Linked DNA regions of Mus musculus: region 1 is linked to region 2. The links are chromatin loops, found by intact Hi-C in ENCODE. Cell type or tissue: gastrocnemius. All regions are shown on one strand.

Region 1 (8,000 bases), 51 kb after region 2:
TTCCTCCTCCTCCTCCTCCTTCTTCCTCTCTCTCTCTCTCTCTCTCTCTCTCTTTCTCTCTGCCTTTCTCTGCCTCTACTACCCTAACTCCCCCTCCCCATGCCCTGAATAAACTATTCTATACTATACCGTCCTGTGGCTGGTCCCTCAGGGGGAAGGGATGCCTTGGCATGGGCCTGCGTACACCTGACTACACCCCCATAGAACATATTCTATTTCTCTTTATCTTTTTATAAACGCATCACTGTGAGTTCACAAGGGCGAGAGTTTGAGCCGTTCGAGATCCCTCTCTTTTGCCTTCCTCCCTCCCCCTGCCTTCCATGAGCCAAGGCCCAAGCACCTGCTTCCTTCCAAGGCACCATGAACTGAACTGGCAAAAGACCCCAAGGAGATGGGACATTGGCAGTGTAGGTGCCCTCTGCCAAAAATGTTTAAGAAGTTAAAGGGCTTTATTTGTTTATTTTTTTTCCTGAGCAAATCTGGTGGCTATCCTTTGAAAAATAAGCAAAGGCTGACCACTTCCTGAGGCTTCCTGGAGCCCCACGCCTGGACCTACCAAGAACCCAAGACTCTAGGCAGGCACCCCTAGTTTTCTGTGCTGCTGAAGTCGGGGCGGGGGTCAGGGAAGGGGAGGGGTTGCCTGTCAGTGTCATCTCACAGAGGACTTTCTGAGATAGATCAGGTAACTTGGCAGGAAACAAAACAAAGAACACCGCTCGCGTGGTGACTCAGGGCGGTCCGTGCCCTTCCTATTTTAGGGCCTGTTCCTCTGATTTTTGTTTGCAGTACGGAAGCCTCAGGGGACTCTAGTTCTCTTTTGAGCCAGCCCGCTCTTAGCCCCAGGGGGAGCACTGGCAGTGCCCTGGGCCACATGGTGCTCTGGCCTCTTTACCCCTCCTGCTTGACATGTGTCCCACATTCCTGAAGGGGACAGAGAAGGCTGAGCTGGCTGCTGACTGTCATTCTGAACAGTGTGTGTGTGTGTGTGTGTGTTTGTGTGTGTTGGGGGGGCGGATCGTGGGGCAGCTGTGCTGGGTGTGAGATCCTGGCGGGGGCGGGGTGGGGGAATCGGATTCTGTCATTAAGGTTAACATTTCCTTACCTGTGAAGTAAGATGACCGCAGGGCCTGTCCTGACTGAACAAATACCCAAGGGACATCTTCCCGATAGGTCTTGTTCTGAGCTGCAAGCCTGTAAGTCAGCTGTGGCCTCGCTTCACCGTGCAGACAGGGAAGCGAAGGCCCAGGCCTGTAAGTCATTACCTGTCTTGCTTGCAGGTGGCCAGGCTAGAGTTCAGACCTAAGAAGCTGGCCATAGTCTGGTCTGTGCTCACCCAGTTGCTTCCCTCGAGAGGCCCATCAGGGAAATAGATGACCCCTGGCTGGCTTCCTGCTTGGACAGAGGCAGTCCCAGTGTCCGATCGCCTCCATCTTGGTAAAAGGGTCAACCAAGTCACACCCGGTTCCATCTTCAGCGGGTCCCATCTTCGGTACCCATAGGTCCTGTCTAGAATGACCTCAGAGGAGGGTGATGTAGTCTCAGAACCTCACCTAGGGTGCTCCGGTTACTCTCAGAACAGAGATGTCTTCATTCATTCAGTCTTGGGAGGTCCGTGAGCATCTCACCCATACCAGGCATTTGTGGGGAGACAGCAGTCAGAGCCAGCAGCAGCTCTGGCAAGACGTTGCCCCCGAGACCCACCCAGCTAAGAAATTCGAAGTATGGTTTCCCTTGCTTTGCTTGGCAAATCACTACCGCATGGCCATTGATGAGTTCTTGTTTGAATTGGAGAGAGAGAGAGAGAGACTTTTTTTTTACAGTGTTGAGTTTTGAACAGGCCTTAAGGCAGGGCTGCCTCCATGGTGTGCAGCCATTTCTGTTCCCAGGACCCTGTTCATCCATTTGTCTCCATTATACGTCTGCTGCATTGTGTCTCTGGCCTTGCAAGCTTGTGCCGTATTCCAGTTTTCCCTGACAGTGGTAAGGAAGGGAGACTGCCTCGAGCCCCCCACCCCACTTTGTTCCTCTCTACAGATCTGCTAAGTACAGTGGTTGCAGTAGGTGGCTGAGAGATCCCCTTTGCTAAAGAGTGTCTGTCCCCTTTGTAAACTTGGCATCTCACACCCTGCAAAATCTTTGTGCCTCAGGAAAAGCAGGGTAGTGGGCAACCTGTTCTGAAAAGAACCTATCTCTGGTTACCAGATGCCTGTGAGTGTCTCACTTAGCCAGACCAGACCTTTCTGGTTTTTGTTTTTTTGTTTTTGTTTTTGCAAAGTACCCATCTCGTGGTGAAGCATCTCTAATTTAATGAGAAGGGCCCAGCCTCAGGCATCTTGCAAGTGGCAGTGACTATGACTTTGTAATGCTGTTAGGAACAAGTTTGAGGTCACAAAGAAAGAGACCACCATTCCAACAAGACAAACTTTACTCTTGCTCAAGAGGTTGGTGTGCTTGAGGGACGAGCCAATGCACTGAGGCAGGAAGTGCCCCGGGTTTTTCTTCTAGCTCCGGTGGTGGCTGTGTCTTTCCCCATTGGCTACTGTCTGATCCTGTCTGATCTCACAGTCTTATTCAATTGGCTAATCTGAAGGAACTGGTGCACCCGGAAGGGGGAAAAGGTCCCTGTCCCAAGGAGGAAAGTGTCTGTGCTTCAGGCCATCAAGGAGTTCCTAAAACAGAGCAGGGGGCCTTTGTGTAAACAAAGGTTTCACTTGCTGGGGAGGATTAAAGTACTTGCAAAGAAGTCTTCGGGCTGGAGAGATGGCTCAGTGGTTAAGAGCACTGGCTGTTCTTCCAGAGGTTCTGAGTTCAATTCCCAGCAACCACATGGGTGGCTCACAACCATCTGTAATGAGATCCGATGCCTTCTTCTGGTGTGTCTGACGACATTGACAGTGTACTCACATATATAAAATAAATAAATCTTAAAAAAAAGTCTTACAAAGTGAGGGAGATTTAAAAAAATTCCTTTTCCTAAACACATGGTCCTATCCCCCAGCACACACACACACACACACACACACACACACACACACACAGAGAGAGAGAGAGAGAGAGAGAGAGAGAGAGAGATCGATTCACTATGTGATGCAGTAGCTCAGGCTATTCTGGAGCTCTCTGTGTAGACCTGACTATTCTCAAACTCACAGAGATTCACTTGTCTCTGCCTCCCAAGTGCTGGGATTCAACCACTACTACACCTGGCTCTAAATACAAATTTTGTAATCTTTGATAGAAGAGACACACTTGGTATTTCCTACAATGGTGATAAACTGTGTTGAGATTTTTTTTTTCTTCTCCCGTGGTACTAGACAATCTGGGTTAGCCTTCTGGTCTCAGTGACCTGTCATACATCGCTCCTCTTTAGATGTGACTCTGGCCATTGTATCAACAAGTGGGTGTGTGGAAATGAACTCTTGACTCTCTGTCTTCTTTTTTGTTCTCTGAGGTTGCCTGAAGCCTGTCATCATAGCCCAAATGCCCAAGCCAGACACTAGGCTTGCCTGTGACATAGATGTCTCTGTTACAGAGTGAGAGTAAGCCCCTGGCACTAACTGCGCATGTCTTCAGACCCTGGCATCATGTGGCATACACTCTATATTTAAGTCCTCTCTGGAAACCCCTTGTTTTACAAACTGGTAGTTGAGCCTGGTTATTTCCTCAGTGTCTGAAGAGAGGTGCTGGGTGCCCTGAACCTGCCTCAGTTGCCCTCCTGACCTGGCAGCTCCTGATCTGCATCCCCAGTGGACTTCCAACGCTTGTTGTTTGTTAGTCTGTGAAGAAGCAAGTCCAGGAAGCAGGAGGACAGGGCTATAGAACCTTCTAGCAACGTGACATCACAGTGATGTTTTCTGCGATAGTTAGAAATAGCAGAACAATCTGGGTTTCCCCCGTCAAGACTTGTGAGAAGCGATGTCTCTGACCAGGTCTCTTGAACACCCTGGTTCCAGCAAGTTAAGCTGGGTCCTGCTATGCAACACACAGCCCCACCTGTCAGTTCCTTGACACCGCGCCACCCAGTCTAGGGTACACCACAGAGGGCTTTGTTCCTTTGCTCTCCCAGGGCCACATTGTTAGGCCTCCTTTGAGCATGCCTGTAGCAGGTCTTTGCTACTTTGTGGGGTCTTCTTTCTTCCACCCCTCCAAGCTCCCTAGCCCTAGATAAGAGAGAAAAAAAGGATAAAGGGGGAAAGCAGAGAGATCCCTGAATAAAGTTGGATTGGAAAGGGGACGAGGTTGTCATCACGCGACTTCCTGCTGATTGGGGGCTTCCTCGGGGCAAGTTTGATCTCTGCTATCAGGACATCTAATTTCTTCTTGTTGTTGCTTCTTCTTTGTGCACGACTACTTAACAAACCGTGACCCAACAGCAACCACCAGCCACCAACAACCCCTTGGGACCCCTAGCATTTATGTACTCTCTGAAAAGTCCCTAGAATTCCAAATGTCATAAAATTGTGTGTGTGTTAATACGTAAGGAAATCAAGAATGCCAAAATTATTACTACACACGCCTGTCTGTGCACATCCTGGGCCACTGCACTCTGCCTGCCAATGAGGCTTAAGGCTCCTCACCTTCTTTGGCCAAGGCCTGTCATGTGGCTGCACTTTTAATTCAGAGACCCTCGTAGGGAGGCGGGGACTGGGAAGAATGGGGGCCTATTAGGAGGGGCAGCTGGATTGTTGTGATTTTTTTTTTTTTTTTTTTTTTTTTTTGGCCAGGTCCCTGGGCTTCTGCTCTGGGCCAGGATAGGTTTTCTATACCTGGACAGCTGCTGGTTCCATTTGCCATTCATTTCCCTTCTGGTTTCTGAAGGTGGCAGGCAGAGCCCAGGAGGCCACAAGGCTTCCTTGGCTGGGGCTGTGGGACTGGCCTTCTGCTCCCCACACTGGTGGAGTGAACGGTTTTCTGGATTTCCTTCCCATGAGGCCCTGGGAGGGAAGGCTTCGGGAATAGTGTTAGAAAACTGAGGCTTTCCGCCCTACGCTTCTTTCTGGTCTCCCTTTGCTGAAACATGTCTGGTTTGAGTCAGGGGTAAACCTGTTGTTGATGGAGCGCTTAGTAAGTGTCGGTCACCCCATTGTCTCCTTTTCATCCTCTGGCAACTTGAGCAGGTAGGGCTGGTCTTAGCCCCATTTATGGAAGAAACTCAAAATAGCATTAATTCGTATGAGGCTCAGAACGAGGCCCAGGGAGGTTAAGGGACCTCTTCTAGGCTGCGCAGTTACGAGTGGCCTATCTGGGATTAGATCTAGGTTTGTGACTTTCTGGGCTTGCAAGTGGGACCAGTCCACAGCACTTAATGAATTGGACTCTGAGACAGCCATCAGGAAAAAAAAGGGTTTGAGAAACATCCCCCCCACATCCCCCTCCTTCAGAGAAAGCTCGGGGAGAGCTTGACCTTGGTTTCTTGAGAAGTGAAACTTGGCTCAGTTACTTACAGTCAGCCGGTTCATTCTATAGTGAGCGTTAACTGCAGTTTATTGGACTTAAAAAAAAAAGCAGCAAAACAGAATTGGCCTTGTACCCTGGAAGGGTCATTGGAAACTGGAAGCCAGCGCCAGGGATGGCTTAAGAGGGGCGGTGAGATATGGGCAAAGGTCTTCCCTATGGAAAGAGCACAATAAAGTTTAGCCTCTGAAACTGAAGTGGATTGGTCTTGTTCCTGAATGTTCCCCGAAGAAAGGACGTTTGTCCCACCCCAGATTTCTGGGGGTCCTGTATACTCTTCCCCTGCAGACTTCAAAGAGGACCCCAAACTCCTTCCAAACTGGGGTGTTGCTGCCTGTGGGGAGACAGGAGATGGAGAAAGCCAGGTTGTGTCTGCCCTGTCTTCTTCATTTGACCTGCGCACCCAGAGGAGAAAGGTTGAGTGCTTTAACTAATATGTAATTTAAAACACAGCCCAGAGACCTGGCAGAGGGGGGTTTGTTTCCTATGAGGTGGAAAGGTGACTGAGTTTAACTGGCGCGCAATAGAGACCGTGAAGCCTTTTCTGGCTTCATTCACTTTAGAAGATTTGGCCGAGGGGGCAGAGGTTAAACCATTTAAACCAGGGAGCCGTTTAAAATATTATTTTGCTATTAAGGCAGGCACAGATTTGGAGTGGAATGTGAAATTTACAAGGCTTATGAGATTAAACATGAAGCCTGAATGGAATTCTTGGTTGGGTGGCTGTGTAGTACTTTGCTCTGTGTTGAGGGTTTTTTTTTGGGGGGGGGGGGTTGGGGATGCTCGGTAGTGGGGGACTGCTGGGAGATATTGGTCCAGACGGTGGGGCTAGTCTCTTCCATTGATGACTGATTGATTGTGTGCATGTGTGTGTCCATGTGTGTGAGCATGCATGTTTATATATGATTGTGTATAGGCTGGAGGTCAAGATTGGATATCTTCATCTTTCTCTCCACCTTACTTTTTTGAGGCAGGGTCTCTCCCTGAATCTGGAGCCCACTCCTTCTGCTTTTGGAACACAAGCATGTGCTGACGTATGTTATGGCTTGTTATGTGGGCGCTGGGCATCTGGACCCAGGTCCTCATGTCTACACAGTATGCCCTTTAGTAACTGAAATACACAGGACAGGCCTTTTTCTTATCCTGTGGCTGAGCCACCTGTCCCCTCCTCATAGAGGACAGAAGCACACATTCTTGGCCCTCCTGTCCCAAGATAGTCTAGTCTTAGTAGACAGAAGCGAACACATACAAATTCTATTTCTTTTCCATGCTTGTTTAAACAGATGACAGAATTGTATACACACGTCGCAGGCCGTTTTCAGTCTAAACAATAACAACGGGTTGTTGCCGGCTTCTCTGTGGCTAGGGACTCTTCCTTCTTAGGAATTTATCTAAACATCTTCCTGCAGATGGATGTGTTTCCAGTCCTTGGCTCTTTCAAGTGGCTGTCCTCTGTCCATCTCTGAGACAAATGCACGGCCATCCCTGTCTCAGAAATGGGACAGCCTGGTCATAGAGGCGTGTTTCCAAGCCCCTGTGACCTCTGGTACCAGTTGACTGCTCTGGCCTGGTCCTTGGAATGCTGCAGAGTGATCAGATTTTGCTACAGGGACCTGAGCAGGTGCCAGGGTGGGGATCTCCCATCCCAGGGCCTTTTCTAGAATGTGCTTAGTCAAACCTGGCACCCTGAGCTAGGATAAGCTGAGGTGAGCGGGTTGAGACAAAGCTACCTCACTTAAAGAGTGGCGTGTGGGTACCTCTTTGTGCCTGGCGGCAGTCTCCGATGCCAGCAAAGAATTCCCAAGTGCATTATTTCTGGCCCCCTTTTTACTCTGCTTCCGAAATGGAGACTTTTATGACAAGGTATTGCTTTTTAGGAAGGGCATTCTTCAAGGAGAAGGAGTGGTACCAGTCCCCACGGAGGGCTTATGGGTAGTGATGCTCACACTAATCTCCCAATGTCATCCTCAGCACATGTCACCCGCCCTGTAGTGGGCTTTCGCTAGCTCTTCTCCATAGCTGGTCAGATGGGCAAAGAGAAGGTTTTGCACAGGGCAGTCTCCTGGAGTTCTTCTTCCTCCTGCCACTCCCCTTCCCCTCCTCAAGGAGTGATGGTGATGGTGGTTTGTACCATTCAGGTAGGGTACCCTTGGCTGTGGGCATGACATGGGCTCTTTGACTTGGGCTCTCCACAAAGAGGGTCCTTTGTCCTTTCTGTATTGCCCTGCCTCTGACACTCTAGAGTTTAGGACCTTTCACTTGAAAAAAAACCACGTCTGTCTTACCTGTGCCTGGGAGCTGGTCGGTGTTGACAGAGCCATGCTCTGGGGTCCTCCCTCTCCGGCCCTTCTTTCTTTCTTTTTTTTTTTTTTTTAAAGATTTATTTATTATATGTAAGTACACTGTAGCTGTCTTCAGACACTCCAGATCTCGTTACGGATGGTTGAGAGCCACCATGTGGTTGCTGGGATTTGAACTCCGGACCTTCGGAAGAGCAGTCGGGTGCTCTTACCCACTGAGCCATCTCACCAGCCCCCGGCCCTTCTTTC
Region 2 (8,000 bases):
TATGTGGGTGTTTTGCCTGCATATATATCTGTGCACTACATATGTGTCTGGAGTCCTTGGAGGCCAGAAGGGGGACTCCTCCAGTTATGAACTACAGACGGTTGTGAGCTTTCAAGTGAGTGATGGGAACCGAAACCCAGGTTCTCTGTAAGAATATGCTGAGCCATCTTTCTCATGTGGCTCAATCTGGCCTTGAACTTCTGATCCTCCAGCCTCCACTTCTCCTGTGCGGGGAGTACAGACATCTACCACCACACGTAGTTTGTGTGGTGCTGGGGACGGGACCCAGGGCCTCGTGTAAGCCAGGGAAACCCTCCCATCTGAGCTATAGCTCCCGTGCTCAGTTTTAGGTTTGAATCTTGGCTGGCTCTCTTGAGTTCATCAGCTGACTCACTGTGAGTCTTAACTTCCTCTCTCTAAAGATGATGGCTTTCTGGGCTGGCAGGGAGAGCAAACCGAAACCAACAGAATGTCTAATTACGGGACCTGCTGCTGAGCACTGGTTGCTGCTGTCATGACACTTCTGTTTAATGTTTAAGGTATCAACCCACTGACTGCACTGAGCATGTCTGAGCTAAATTCGGCTTAGTCACCTTTCTGCTGGAGCCTGGACCCTGGATCAGGAGAGGACGGCTACAGCTGTCCCAGACACAAAGAGCAGCTCTGTTGACACAGACTCATCCACCCAGTGATTTGGACTCAGACCATCTTGCCTTCCCACCAGAGTGCCCTTGACAGACGCATTGCTGGCTTCCTCTGGGCCAGGTTATGTGGCTGCTACCCTCGGTCACACCATGCTATAGCCAATGGCCTTGTGAAAATGCCACGTGCAATTCACTCTGCACCTACTCCATGAGATCACTCTCTACTACTCCCGTTTCTGGGCTTGCATTTCAGGGCACTGGCCACATACCGCACAGGCCTCTACCCATTGCCTCTGCATCCTGACAAAGGTCTATAGTTTTCTGGATGAGCCAAACAGCCTTCTAACCTGTCACCTTTTTGTGAGCAATTTACCTTCCCCGCAGCTTCTGTCCCCTTACCTGGTCCCTCCACACACACACACCCCACACACACCTTCCTTTTTAAGAAAATGTATTATTTTCAATGGTGTGGGTGTGCGTCTGTGTTTATGCAGTGCATGTGAGTGCAGATACTCTTCAAGTCCAGTAGAGGGCACTGGATCACCCAAGGCCCTAGTGACTGACACGTGGTTTTGAGTTGCCTTTTCTGGGTTCAGGGACTTAAACTCAGGCCTTCTGCAAGAACAGAAAGTATTCTTTCTTTCTTTGTTTTGTTGTTTTGTTTTTCAAGGCAAGTTTTCTCTGTGTAGTCTTGGCTGTCCTGGAACTTGCTCTGTAGACCAGGCTAGCTTCGAACTCACAGCGATCTGCCTGCTTCTGCCTCCTGATGGTTGGTGTGCGGCATCACCCGCTGGTCAGAAAGCACTCTTAACTACTGAGCACCTCTGAGTCTCTTCATCTGATTTCTAAAGCCCTCTTGGAGCTGGGACACATGCCCAGTGTCATGCTTACTCGATCTACCTGGGTTAGGTGCCCCTCTTTCATCTAACCCCAAGTACAATGTGGCCACTGTCTGATTTGTGCACGGCTTCTGGGCTCTGAGCCCATCCTGACTAGCTGGGGGCCCGGATAGGCCATTCGATCGCTCTGTGTCCTTATCTGCAGGAATGCACGCTGAGAGCATCCTTGCGGATCTCAAGAGGTTAGGGGCCACTGTGACTGACAATAACAGCTACTAATAACCCATTTCCCGGCTTAGGCTCACAGATAGCAAGGACTCAACAAAGGTTTGTGTGGGCCTGACCCCACGCCTAAAAAGGCTGGAGAATGGTTCTCGATCACCACCACCCCTCTACACTCATCTTCATATCAGGGGGCTTGGGGATAGGGCTTTCTTTCTCTTATTGGTCAATGTTTTCTACAAGCCTGTTGAAGTTTGGCACTTGAATAAACTGTCAGTGAATGATGGGCAGGTAATGAATCTCCAGTTTCTAGCCTAATAGTGTCTCCCCTGGGCCACAGAGACAGCTTTTGCCCATCTCCAGCACGGACAGAATGGGAGCTCTCCCCGCACTCCCCAAGACATGCAGCACACAGAGAAACCTTGTCTCGAAAAACGAAACAAAACAACAAAACAAGAAACATGTAGCTTAGGCTGGCTGCTAACTCATGTTCCTCCAGCCTCAGCCTTCCTAAGTGCTGGGCTTACAAACTTGTGCTACCACAACTGGCTAAGTGTTTTACTTAGTGAGGGAGGCAAGCTGAAACCTGTCTCCTCCTCTTCCTAGCCCCTGACGGCTGTTCTTAGTGTGCCTTCAAGAGCTGGCATAAGTAAATAGTCCCATCTCAGGGACGCTAAGAACTTTCTGTGCTATTCACTATATAGTGAAACCCAGGTCAACGCTTGCATTCACTACTACTGGGGCATTCAGTACTCATAGGAGGCAGAGAGAGCTTGTGTGTGTGTGCATGGTGTATTTGTGTGCACGTTCATGAGTGAATGCAGACATGCACATGTCACAGCACTTGTGTAGAGGTCAGAGGTCAATCTTGGGTGTTTTTGTTTTCCACCTTGTTTGACACAGGGTCTCCTGTACTGCCACTGTGTATGCCACGCTAGCTGGCCCGTGGTCTTATGGTGGATTTTTCTTTTCTCTGTTCCCATTTTGTAGTAGAAGCACTGGGATTATAGTCACCTGGGACCAAGTCAGTGTCTGTGAATTCTGGGGATGTGAACTTGTGTTCGAAGCAATTTCACCATCTCTTGAGACCAGTTGTAGGTGTTAGAGATTTGACTTGCCGGGGACTGGAGATGAGGAAGACGTGTGGAAGGGCTCCTCCCCACCAATGACGGAAGGGGACTTTTTTTATTGTCTCCAAGTTGTCACATTGGCCCATTTGATGCCTGTCCTAGTGTGGGAACTGAAGACCAGGGTTGGCCAGGTTTAGTCTGAGACTCTGGAATGGCCTGTGGTGTGGGTGGAACCCAAGGCTGCTAGATCACTCTGGGGGAGATTTGTTTCCTGAGACCCTTGGAGGGGCTCTCCTCAGGACGCTGAGGGTTGGTGTCCTCTCCCAGTACTGCCTCCCAAAGCAAAGGCCAGGAAGCATCAAAGACCAGAGAAGAGGCCTTCTGTGGGGGCTATTTCAGAAGAGGGAGGGGGCATTTCCTTAAAATTTTCTCTTCCCTTCCCTTCCCTTCCCTTCCCTTCCCTTCCCTTCCCTTCCCTTCCCTTCCCTTCCCTTCCCTTCCCTTCCCTTCCCTTCCCTTCCCTTCCCTTCCCTTCCCTTCCCTTCCCTTCCCTTCCCTTCTCTTCTCTTCTCTTCTCTTCTCTTCTCTTCTCTTCTCTTCTCTTCTCAGACATATACTACAAGTTGGCTTCGAACGCACAGCCAAAGATGACCTTGAATTCAAGTGCTTGCTTCCAACTTCCTTAGAGCTAGGATTATATGCTCATGCCACCTTGTGGGGTTAGGTAGTGATGTAGTGTCCGAGAACCAATCTAGGGTCTTGTGCATGGTAGATAAACACTCTCCTGACAACTGAGGTACACCCCCAGTCCTATTTATTTATCTTATTTTGTTTTTAAAAACAGGGCCTTCTGTCTCGACTGGCCTGAAATTTACTATGTAGCTCAAACTGGCCTTGCGCCCACAGCAATCCTCCTGCCTCAGCCCCCCCTGAGTACTGAGCTTGTAGTGGTGAGCGACCATGCATAGCTCTGTGGAGCGGGATAGTTTCAACCCCAAGAAACTGTTCTGTGGACCCATCTGGCCATCCCTGGGGAAGCAGCTTGTGTTGGAAAGGCGGTGTCAGGGGTGCAGCGGGCAGAACCCCAGCTTTCGGCCCAGTCTTGGACTAGGAAGGGGAAGTACTGGTCGGCATCCTCTTGGTCATGGGGCTGACTTTATTTCCCAAGCCCGGCCCAGGATGGCGTGGTGGTTAGGGGCGCAGGGCTAGTGCTCAGCTGTGCACCCTCGGGGGCGCGGCCCGCGTGACGTCCCCTCGAACACTACCCACATTCCGGGGCGCGGCGCGGGGACTGTCGACGCTTGCCCAACCCCGGCCCCCTCCCCAGGGGCCGCCCCTCCCGTCGGGCCGCGCCCGCCTCCACCAAGTCCCCGCCCGGGGCCCGGCCCATCCCGGACTCCGCCCGCCCCGGGGAGGCCGAAGCCGCTGTTGCCGCCATTGACGTCAGAGGGCGGGCACATGACCCCGCGGGGACCAATCGCGCGCGCCAGCCTCCCGCAATCTCCCCGGCAGCCGGCGCGGCCCCCGCCCGCAGCACACACTCGCGGACGGACGCGGACACACGCACCGCACAGCGCGCCCGCGCGAGGCCGAGACACGCCCGCGCCCGCCGTCCCCGGCGCCGCCCCCGCCCCCCGAGGACCCGATCCTCTCTGCGCCCCGCGATCGCCCGCCGCCCTCGCCGCAGTCGCCAACCCGTTCGCGCCGGCATGCGCCCCAGCAGCTAGAAGGAAGCAGCCCAGGAAGCGCCCCGCGCGCCCCCGCCTGCCCCCGCGCGCTCCCGTTCGTCCCCGCGGGGCGCCCCCAGCCCACGCCCCCCCACCTTCCCGGCGGTGGGGGGGTGCGGGCCCTCCGCGGGGGCCCCGCCGGCCCGGCCCCACGCCAGCCGCGATCGCGCGCGCGGCCCCCGCCCCGGCGCGGCCATGGATGTGACGAGCAGCTCGGGCGGCGGCGACCCCCGGCAGATCGAGGAGACCAAGCCGCTGCTTGGGAGCGACGTGTCTGGCCCCGAGGGCACCAAGGTGATGGGCGCCGTGCCTTGCCGCCGGGCCCTGCTGCTTTGCAACGGGATGAGGTACAAGCTGCTGCAGGAGGGCGACATTCAGGTCTGTGTCATCCGGCACCCTCGGACCTTTCTCAGCAAGATCCTCACCTCCAAATTCCTGAGGCGCTGGGAGCCGCACCACCTAACGCTGGCCGACAACAGCTTAGCATCCGCCACGGTGAGTGGCCCTGCGTGGCCGTGGGGCTTCCCAAGCTGGGGTCCCTCGGGACCGAGGCGCCCCGCTGCTTGTCTCCGAGCGCGCGGCCCCCTAGTCCCGGCCTGCGCACGGGGCTGGGCTGGAACCTCTAGACTTGATCCTCCAAGGCAGGCTATGGGAATCCTCTTTCGTGTCCTGGACACTTAGCCCACCCGGGCTGAGCGCTTGGGGACTTTTGCCTAAACGCTTGCGTTTCTGATGTCTGGGACCCTAGACTGGGCCCTGAGGATAGTGGTGTTTGTTCCTTTTCTGAACTCGTTGCCCATCTGGATCTGAGCTACAGGAGAAAACAAAACGCAACCCTCTCCTCCATAAAAGCCGTAACCCCCCAGCGCCAACAATTTCCAGAAAGCAACTCCTGCGTTTGCTTTAGCCTGCCTTTACCCTTTTTTTTTTCCCCTGCCGGGCCTGGCAAGGCAAAACCGGGTGCCTGCCCTTTCTAAAAATCTCCTTCGCACGTTAGGAGGTTGGAGGGTGGGGGGCAGGGGGCCGAGGTCCTGGACCCGCTCAGACCCTGGGATAGTCGAGTTCTCTGGGTAGAAGCAGCTGGGCTGCCCAGCCTGCCCTTGCGTTGTCTGTGGAGCGTGTGTAAGCATGTTTTGTGGCTGCGTCCTGTTTTGTTACAGTTTTTTTTTTTTTTTTTTTTTTTTTTTTTTTTTTTGCTGTGTGGCCAGGGCCAGGTCAGCTGGATGAGATGGAGAAAGGAGGATCTTACTAGTTGCTTTCGGAAATCGAATCTGCAAATGGTGGCCTTCTTCCTCCTGGGGACAGACAGCTGTGGTGGGGTCGAGGAGGGGGAGTGGGGGCGGTGGGCAGGGCCTATACAGGATGCTTTGTGTTTTCCAACAAGGGCAGTTTCAAATACAGGCTCTGGCTGGGCCTTAGCCTGGCGCTTGGGGACTTATCTTTGTAGGGGCCCCCTTCTTGTCTAGAACGGACCGTACCCCCGTGGCAGGCTCCGTGGTGTTTACTAAACATCATGGGAGGGGGCAGAGTGCACCGCCTTGCTCACACCTGTGCCAAGAAAGCCCAGCCAGGAAACAGGGTGTTGCTTACATGCATGCCACAAATGTGTAGCGTGTGTAGACATTGCCTCGGCATCCATGTTCCCTTGGTGGTGTGTCACAAACTGTGACACATGCTCCGAGGAATGGGGAGTGGGGAAAAGTTAGCCTAGACACCCTGCTGCCTGAGTCCACTTCCCCTACCCCTTTGTGGTACATGAGGACATTTATTCTGAATTTTGGCTCTGATATACTCAAAACCACCAATTTTTTGGTTTTTTTTTTCCCCCTAGGCTGTGGGCATGTTGGTGCAGTAACTGCAGACTTTGTCCCCAGGAGGATTGAGGGTTGCCGGGAGGTGGCCCGGTCTTCTCCTAGGCTGGTGTGTGTTCTTAAACCTGCCTTGAGTCATAGGCTTCGGCCTTGATCTCCATTTGATTGGCTAGTACCGAGGGTTTCAGGTCCCAGAGGTGCCTGGTAACCTTCCCTCGGCTCTGGAGACCCCAAGTTTGGCTTTAGCTTTAGTACCTGGCTGAGTTGGGGGTGGGGGTGTCTTTTTAGGCTCTGTTCTTCTCCCTGCCATCCCTCAAAATGCCAAGGAGTTGTCAGCGAAGGCCAGTAGTTGAGAGGAACGGTGACCCGCTATAGGAAGGACAGGACATTCCCTGGTCCTCCCGGGGCACAGTCACTGTGTGGCTAGCTGATCTTTGACTACCTCAGGCTAGAGGCCCCCTACTTTCCCTGGCTGCTCAAGAGGTCTGTCTGTTGGAAGAGAGCAGTAAGGAATCAGACCAGAGAGTCCCCAGCAGCCAGGTCCCCCGACCCACTCATGCCAGCTGAGGTGTGTGTGTGTGTGTGTGTGGGGGGGGCTACCTCCGAGGAACACCTGAGTCCTGTGTTTGGCCCCGGGTTGTCTGAGGCACAAGTCTGGTCTTGGTGGAGCGGTGTTGTGTGTCAGAAAATGGGGAAAAAGGAACTGGAAACATGGCCCAGGCTGGTATAATCCCGCCCTTCTAATTCTTCACCTGGCATGAGGGAATTCCATCCATGTAGCTCGTGCTTTGTGGGGGCGTCAACGAGGGTGGGGGCTCCAGTGGAGGCCTCTAGTGGAGGTGTGTGACTCCCCCACCCCCCTAGGGCCTGTGTGGATGGAGGTGTGGCCACCAGGGCCTGTAGCATTGGTCTCCAGGCCAGAGGTGGGGTTGGGGTTTGCTACTAGGGATCTTGTCCCATGTCAAGATATTTGCTTTGTGTCCGAGATATTTGCTTTGTGTCCGTTCCCTAGGAAGTGGAGGAGCCTCCTTGGGGTTCCCTTAGGCCTGGGCATTATGTAACCTGTCTGCATTTTATAGTGCGGCCCAACCACTGTATTGAGAAATGTTTGCTCAAATGAAACAAAGGTGAATTTGAGTGCAGTTCATTCCCAGAAAACCACTGGTAGCCCCTGGCCCAGCCTTGAGTCGCCCGTGTCGGAGTGTGTCTCCCACAGGGGTGAGACGTATGTGGTCTGTAAGAAGCTTAGTTGAGAATTGTTTGGGGGGCTAGCCAGTTAATTGGGTGGACTTCAGGAACTGAACCCACAGTGACTGATCAGGCTTTAAATCTGTCAACAAACAATCCACTCCTTTGCCCAAACCATCCACTGAGTCCGCTGTCTATACCTGAACTGCGAGGGATAGAGGCTTCCTAGACCCCAGCTTGCCCCGTGCTGGGGTGCAAGCCAAGTTTCGTGGGGGGGTTGTCTCTCAGTCCCTTCTGGTCTGGCTTTCCAGCTGGTGACACACTTATTGTGGAAATCTTTTAGTTCCCTGGGTCAGGAGACCTAAAAGGGAGATTGGTGCCACCAGACCTGACTCCCCTCCCCTGACCTGGCTGTAAACTTTGCCCTCCGTGGGGTCAGGTCAGAGCTTGCCCTGTGCTGTCTACTAGTCTGGTTACTGATTAAACCCCAGCAGAAGCC

What was found. Hi-C counts contacts between places; a loop is a spot of excess contacts. Peaks named below come from ENCODE experiments on the same cell type or tissue, not always from the same donor. Only the 100,000 strongest peaks of a DNase experiment are listed, where the experiment ranks them.
Region 1: a loop joins it to region 2, with 2.3 times the contacts of the local background. A loop is called at or near these places in 6 of 42 quality-filtered maps.

The regions. Positions count from the first base shown.
Region 1 is chr8:117,303,019-117,311,018 of GRCm38, forward strand. All of the region lies in intron 1 of Cmip (c-Maf inducing protein), which reads left to right. It overlaps Gm51554 (a long non-coding RNA gene), which reads right to left. Exons shown (of 2, transcript XR_003947469.1): 2 at 5,189-8,000. Among named protein-coding and RNA genes, the nearest start is that of Gm51554, 8.1 kb to the right of the region's middle. In gastrocnemius, a CTCF peak has its summit at 840; no DNase peak of the experiment used is centred here; H3K27ac peaks cover 556 bases.
Region 2 is chr8:117,252,405-117,260,404 of GRCm38, forward strand. Cmip (c-Maf inducing protein) reads left to right here and starts at 4,615. Exons shown (of 21, transcript NM_001163262.1): 1 at 4,615-4,997. The coding sequence starts at 4,698. In gastrocnemius, no CTCF peak of the experiment used is centred here; DNase peaks (open chromatin) are centred at 4,253, 4,732, 5,030, 5,597 and 4 more places; H3K4me3 peaks cover 4,392 bases; H3K27ac peaks cover 3,995 bases.